2 separate regions of the Homo sapiens genome follow, and region 2 is linked to region 1. Evidence: chromatin contacts called from ENCODE POLR2A ChIA-PET data. All regions are on one chromosome and are shown on one strand. Each heading gives the region's core, a stretch centred on a gene start or an enhancer-like site at or near the end of the contact. The rest is flanking DNA. Distances are from core to core; before and after follow the strand shown.

Region 1 (3,488 bases), core at 486-2,985:
AAAAAAATAGGGCTGGGCACGGTGGCACACGCCTGTAATCCCAGCACTTTGGGAGGCCGAGGCAGGCACATCACGAGGTCAGGATTTCAAGACCAGCCTGACCAACATGGTGAAACCCCATCTCTACTAAAAAAATACAAAAATTAGCCGGCTGTGGTGGCGCATGCCTGTAATCCCAGCTACTCAGGAGGCTGAGGCAGGAGAATTGCTTAAATCTGGGAAGCGGAGGTTGCAGTGAGCCAAGATCGCGCCACTGCACTCCAGCCTGGGTGACAGAGCAAGACTCCGTCTCAAAAAAAAAAAAAAAAATAGGGCCGGGCATGGTGGCACACGCCTGTAATCCCAGCACTTTGGGAGGCCGTGGCGGGCGGATCATGAAGTCAGGAGATGGAGACCATCCTGGCTACACAGTGAAATCCCGTCTCTACTAAAAATACAAAAAATTAGCTGGGCACAGTGGTGGGCGCCTGTAGTGCCAGCTACTCGGGAGGCTGAGGCAGGAGAATGGCATGAACCCGGGAGGCAGAGGTTGCAGTGAGCCAAGACCACGCCACTGCACTCCAGCCTGGGCGACAGAGCCAGACTCCGTCTCAAAAAAAAAATAGACGGTTTCTCCCTGTCCTCAAGCTCCACCCTTGCACTAGAGGGTGGTTCAAGAATGGAAAGCAGAGAGTGGAGAAGATGAAGTCCTTCTCTTTCTCTTTGCATACATAGAGCAAGCTATACCAGAGAATCAGATAGCAAGCCCTCCCTCAGAGGCCAAGGGAGCAGAAGAGCCATGGATGGGCCCCTTCCCAGGACAGCAGGGGTAGAAGTGGGAAAGGTGAGCATTTGTGACTATTCTATTACTCTGACCTCCCAGGACTGGACCTACAGAGACATCTGGGATTTTCTGCGTCAGCTGTTTGTCCCATACTGTATCCTGTATGACCGAGGGTAAGGGTATTAGGGGAAGGGAATGGGTAAGGGAGTTTTTAGGGTGCTGGGATAGGGAGGGCCAATAGGATCGCCCACCCTACCACATGCTTGCCCTCCACCCTCCCTGCTCCAGATACACATCACTGGGGAGTCGGGAGAATACCGTGCGGAACCCGGCCCTGAAGTGCCTGAGCCCAGGAGGACACCCCACATACCGTCCAGCCTATCTACTGGAGAACGAAGAAGAGGAGCGGAACTCCCGCACATGACCTCCCACCCTAGGAGGGAGGGAAGGACACCGTCCTAGGGTATAACCTGGCAATAAACCGTGCCTCTCACTGTGCCTGTTGCTCTAGCTGTGTCTTCCTGCTCCAGAGGATGGGAGAAGCAGAAGTGGGTCAAATGCTGCCAGCTCTGACTGGCTGTGCTCACTCTAAGGGGCCCAGGGGCAGGGCAGAACAGGCTGGAAAGGAGCTCTCACTGATGGTTCTCAATGTCAGCCTCAGCAGGAGCCCACCAGAGGGCGAAAGCAGGAGTTGTGCCAACCACTGGGAAAAGGGCAATCAGGCAGGGCACCACCTGGGCTGGAAGAGGGGAAGCTGCCTTGGCCTAGCTGTGGAGGATGAAAGATGGAGTGGCCAGGCCCTCCCTCCCACTAACCCCACCCTCCCATCCCTGTCTAGAGGGGCTGACTCAGCCTGTTCCCAGGCCTAGAACCTTCCCTTTGCTAGACCCTGGATCCTTTGTCTCTGTAGTCATGAGGCTGAAGGGGGTGGGGACAGTGTTGATAAAAGGCACTAGAGGCAGCTCCCACACCCTTCCTCGGAACTGTTGCCCACATGCAGCCCCGGACACAGCCCCTAGCCCAAACCCTACCCTTCTTCCTCGGAGGGGCCCCTCGAGACACTGGGCTGCGGGTGCCTGTCATTAAGATGGGCACAGGGTGGGAGGGCTTCCAGCGGACCCTGAAGGAAGTCGCCTACATCCTCCTCTGCTGCTGGTGTATCAAGGAACTGCTGGATTAATGGTAGCAGGGAACTGCCTCCTCTCCCCACCAGCACCATGGCTGGCATCGCTCAGGTGGGCAGGGTAGAGTAAACAGGAGGCATAGCTGCAGCTTCTGTGGCAGAGCTTGCCTTAGCTTCTCATTCTCTTCTTTAGCCCCCAGCCCAATTGCCATCAAGACTCCTGAAGCCAGCTGTGCTTGACCAAGGATGGGCCATAAACAATGAGTAAACAGTAAAGTGTGGATCCTGCTTTGAGCTGTGTCATCTAGCAGACCTGCCTCATCTCTGAGCCTCCTTCATTCCCAACCCCTGCCTCTGGTGGACCTCTGGTGGGCAGGAGCTTGGACTGCTCTGGCTAGGACCCCAGTAAGATTGTGGCAAGACCTGGCACTCCTCCAAGCTTGGCACAGTGAGCCCACCAGCTCAGATGGTTGATCTTACCATACCCTCATAGTACCAAGAATGGACTGCCCCCTAAGAAACCTGTTTGAGAATCACTGAATTATAAATATAATCCATAGGCCTTGAGGCCCAAGATTATAAGTGTCTAAAGGGGAATCAGAAAAAGTCAGCACTAGAACGGTCTGGGAGCAAGGGTGCAGACCAGGGAGGGAAGGAGCTTGTCCTGAATAGAACCAAGATTGAAAGCCAGGTTTTCTGACTCACTGGTTCCTGAGTGGGGAGGGTGGAAGACAGTTCAGGTTCCTCTCAATCTGTGGGTAAGGAGGGGACCCAGCTTGAGTAGGGTCTTCATCTGTGAGGCCAAGGGTGTGTGGAAACCCAGAGGACCCAGCCCTTTCCCAAATAGAAGACCTGGTCCAGGCAGCTTCCTGCCTCTGAGGATCTTGGGGAAAGCACTGCGCTGAGGCTAGTCCCCAGCTCATCAAGGAAGTAGGACCCCATGAGCTACAAGAGCTCCCAGCTCACATACAAAGTTACCAGAGAAAGACACCTGTGTGGCCACACAGGTCCCTCAGGCTTATCATGACACAGCCCTATCAGGACATAAACAGCTAGATTGAGCAGAATTGGCTCTTTACTTCCTCTTGGTAGCCACAGCTGGTATTTTCCATGAGTTACTCCCGGTGGTAGATATACACCAGCCATGTGTATCGTCTTGCTCAGGGGGTGCTTATGCTTACTGATCTGCCCACCCACAGCCCCCCAAACCTCAGAGCCAGCCTGTTTGGGACTGTTCAGTATTTCCCTGGGATTCCCATCCAGCATTCTCTGGCCCCTCCTGGGGGGCCAGTTATCATCCCCCAGCCCTTTGTCACTTGGGGCACTGGCCTGGAGATTATAGATAGTGCCCTCTTCCTCCCTGCCTGGGACCAGCTCTTCCTCAGCCTTCTTCTTAGTTAACTCTTTTTTTTTTCTAGATTCTTTTTGTAAAGGTGATATATGCCCAGAGTAAAGAACTTTAGGCCAGGCCAGGTACAGTGGCTCACACCTGTAATCCCAGCACTTTGGGAGGCAGAGGCGGGCAGATCACCTGAGGTCAGGAGTTCTAGACCAGCCTGGCCAACATGGTGAAACTGCATCTCTACTAAAAATAATTAGCTG
Region 2 (3,675 bases), core at 642-3,141, 5.1 Mb after region 1:
TTCTGTCCTAGGCCTCAGTTTCCACACTGGAGGAGAACTAAGAGCTCCAGCTCTGACCATGTGTGAGTGCGTATGTGACTCAGGAGAGCCCTGCCCCAGGCCAGGCAAGTTTCATAATCAGAGTGACGGTGGAGACAGCCAAGCTGACACCTTCCCTGACTGCCTCAGGGCAGACTGCTCAGAAGGCCCCCTCCCATTTTCCTGGCTCCACAACTGCTGATGCTTGGAGATGCCCATGGGAAAGTCACCTCCACAGCCTTAGGAAATCAGTTGCCACACAGCTCTCTCTCCCCTCCTCTGTATCAGTCGCAGCAAGGAAAGGGACAGCAAAGAGGCCTGCTTTGGAATCAGATCTGTGTTCAAATCCTAGCCCCAACACTCACTAAATGTGCTCTCTGGGGCAAGTTACTTCATTTTCCTCATTTGTGAAATGAATGTAAGTGCCCACAGGCAGTGGGTGCTCAGACCTCTGCGTGCTCCTTTTTCAAACACAGGCCAGCACTTCCCCACCTCCCTGGGCTCCTCCCTGCTCCATGCTGCCCACTGGGGAAAACACACCAAGTGCTAGGCAACCCAGGCCCCACAGCGCCTTCCTCTCTGTACATCCTCCTGCCACCTGCCCAGGGACCAGGGAGAGGACTCATCCTAACCCTGCAGGGCCCAGGGACCTGCAGCAGGGGAAGGCTTTGCTTGGTGCCACTGTGGAGCTCTGGTCTAGAAACAGGCAGCTGGGGCTACCTTCAGCCTCTGCCTTGACGACAGCAGCTCTGAAGTCACCATCCCCACCCCCACGCTTCACTCTCATTTCAAGGGCTTCAGCCTCATCAACATCTGTACTGGCAGTTTCACTGTCTCCATGCCATACTCTTCCCCAGACCACCTCCTACAGGGAGCCCTCCAGTTCAGGCCAAAAACAATTCCACTGTCATTATCCCCATGCATCCATGCAAGATTGGCCCAGAACACCCCACCATGAACACCCACCACAGCAGGCACAAGGTGCTTGGAGATCCCAGGATCAGTCTCCATGGAACCTGGTTTCTCCTGAGGCAAGGAAGCTGGAACTAAGCGGTGTGAAAACTGATGGGTGGCTGCAGAGCCAAGTGCCATTTGGGAGACAGGAAGAAGGGCAAAGAGGGACCCAACCCAGGGTGGAGATGGGGGTGAGAGAGGGAACTGCCCCCAGTTGATGAAGTGCGTGGAGCGCAACTGGGAGAGACTTACTTCAAAGATCGTGGGCAGAACTGGCCTCTGGGCCTCCAGCCAACTCTGGGGCAATTATGAAGCTGGGCAGGCACTGCCCTCGTAGGGCGGGCACCCAAGGCCAGGCCTGGAGCTGAGTGTGGGGCAGAAAGGAGTCGCAGCATTTGGTGCAGCGACCCCAGTACGTGGGTATGCTAGCTGAGATGTGTGGCCTGCCCCGGGAGGCCGAGCAGTGCCTGGGGCAGCACCTTAGTGGGTCCTCTCTACGCCCCAGTCCCTGGCTTAGAGCTGGGGAGCCTGCACTCTTCCCAAGACTGGCTCGGCGGACAGCCACAAAGCGCAGCTGGACGCCGACCCCGGGGAGGCTGGAGGTACCCCTGACGGAGGAGGATGTGAGGAGCCCCGAAATGCTAGGGGGGTGCTGGATGGCAGGCACCTGCCCGGCAGGGCCGGGAACCGGAACGGGGGCCTGGCTTACCTAGCATTAGCAGCAGCAGCAGCGGCAGCGAAGGCGGCAGCAGCGTGGGCCTGAGGGCGCCCATCCTGCGCGGCCAGCTCTGGGGAGGCTCCGGGGGATGGCGCGGGTTCTGGGGGGCCGGAAGGGTGGGGGGCGCATGCCCAGGTTGAGGGCAGGAAGCGGGGCAGCGAGGCGTGGGTGCGCCGAGCGAGCTGAACTGGAGCTGCCGAATCCCCTCCCTCCGCCCCTCCCGCTGCTTTCCCTCCAGCCCTCGGCAGTTCTGAAACCATTCTCGCCCCGGCCCGCCCCGGCACCGCCCCTTCCACCGCCCCGTCTAGGCCCGCCCCGCCCCGGACCCAGCCTTGGCCCTGCCTGCCCCACCCCCGCCAGACTCCGGCCTTTGCTCCGCACCTGGCCCCGGCCCCGCCCCGCCCCTCGAAACTCACCTTTGAGTCGCATCGAGTCCCAGCCCCGCCCCGGCCCCGCCCCTCCCCGCCCCGCCCCGCCAAGACTCCAGCCCTGGATCCGCCCCGGGCCTCGGCCCAGCCCCAGTTCCGGCCCCTCCCCCGCCCCGCCCCACCAGGACTACAGTCGGACTCCAATCCTGGCTCCTCCCCGGGCCCCGGCCCCGCCCCAGTCCCAAGCCGCACCCCTTCCCCGTCCCCGCAGGGCTAACGTCAGCCTCCAATCCTGGCTCCGCCCTGGACCCCGGCCTCGCCCCGCCCCTGGCCCTGGCTCCGCCCGAGGCCCCCGCAGGAGTGAGCTAACTGCACCTCTGCGCATCGAAATTCCCACCCACCCTCGCACAGAGCGCATTCCACCCCGCACCTGCCAGCCTTTCCTGGAGAGTTGGGTGCAGGGTCCCTGGGATTGGCGAGGTGACTGTGACCACGCATTTAGAATTCAGTTATTTGCTCTGAGCCATAGTCCTCGCTGCAAACCCTGCTGAAGTAGGGGTTGGCGGAAGCCAGGAGTTCCTGAATGCGAAGGGTTTGAGCTGAAGGGCGCTTCCAGGATCCAGAAGGTCACTGGAGACCTGTTTTTCACCCCCTCAGAGGGCAAAACCAAAAGAAAAATGGATTAGGAGAGGGGGCCGTCCATGTGACGTCATTTCTGGGTTGGGTGATCCTAGCCCAGTTGTTTAACCTCCTTCAACTTCAGTTTTCTCCTCTGCAAATTGAATTGAGGTTGATCACATCACCCAAAGGGTTATTGTGATGATAGGTAATGTACATAAAGTGTTTGGCACAGGAAACTAACACAAAATGGGAGATAAGGATTATTTTGTTTTAGGTTTTGAATTATTATTTGAACTGCTTCCTAAGAGGCTTAGTTTAGACCTGGCATTTAGGTGAAGGAGTCTCTATGTTCAGTGACAGTGGGAAGAGATGAACATTGCTCTGTTCTAGGAAGAGTGGGGCTTGCCCTGGAGGTGGGAGAATGGAGGAGGCACCCTTCCCAGGTGCTCTGTCTCTTCCTGAACTGTAAAGATGGGAAGTGGGCAGGGGCAGGAAGGATGAGACCAGAATGGGGAGAAGAGATGGCCAGGTTTGCAAAGCCAAGGCTGTCAGAGTGGCTGTCAGTGGGAGGTGACCCCAGAGCCCATTTACCACCCTCTACCCTCCAACATCCTCCCTCTCCCCTCTCATCCCCCTTCCCTCCCACTCACTCACCCCCCTTTACAGAAGAGGAAACTGAGGCCCAGAGAGGGTAAGTGGCACAGGCCAGACCAGACCTTCCTTGACATGGTATTCCTCAAGCGTGGCACAGTGCCTGACTCTGAGAAGATGCTCACGGGGTTGCCAGTAGAAGCCACATTGAGGAACCCTGGAGAAACCAGAGAAACTGAGGCCTTGAAGGGAGATCAGAGGTCCAGCCCTCACTTCCCAGGACTGCCAGCACTGGCCCATGAACAGGGCAATAAGGTGCCTGTTTATTCCCACTTTGAAATATCCAGAAGGTTGCTCCAGAACCTCATCATCTAAATCCATCCACAGGCATATCGAGCTATGTGA

What was found. ChIA-PET counts read pairs that join two places held with the same protein, here RNA polymerase II (POLR2A).
Region 2: POLR2A ChIA-PET joins it to region 1 with 10 read pairs in AG04450. The contact joins the promoter of IGSF8 here to the promoter of LENEP in region 1. POLR2A ChIA-PET finds 5 or more read pairs at or near these places in 2 of 52 experiments (AG04450 and naive thymus-derived CD4-positive, alpha-beta T cell).

Annotation. Positions count from the first base shown.
Region 1 is chr1:154,991,851-154,995,338 of GRCh38, forward strand. It overlaps LENEP (lens epithelial protein), which reads left to right and starts at 1,736. Exons shown (of 1, transcript NM_001394530.1): 1 at 1,736-2,465. The coding sequence starts at 1,758. The coding sequence ends at 1,943. It overlaps FLAD1 (flavin adenine dinucleotide synthetase 1), which reads left to right. Exons shown (of 7, transcript NM_025207.5): 6 at 863-936; 7 at 1,052-1,261. The coding sequence ends at 1,187.
Region 2 is chr1:160,096,728-160,100,402 of GRCh38, forward strand. It overlaps IGSF8 (immunoglobulin superfamily member 8), which reads right to left and starts at 1,892. Exons shown (of 7, transcript NM_052868.6): 1 at 1,682-1,892. The coding sequence starts at 1,745. RefSeq lists enhancers at 1-24, 25-553, 554-1,080 and a silencer at 1,647-2,476.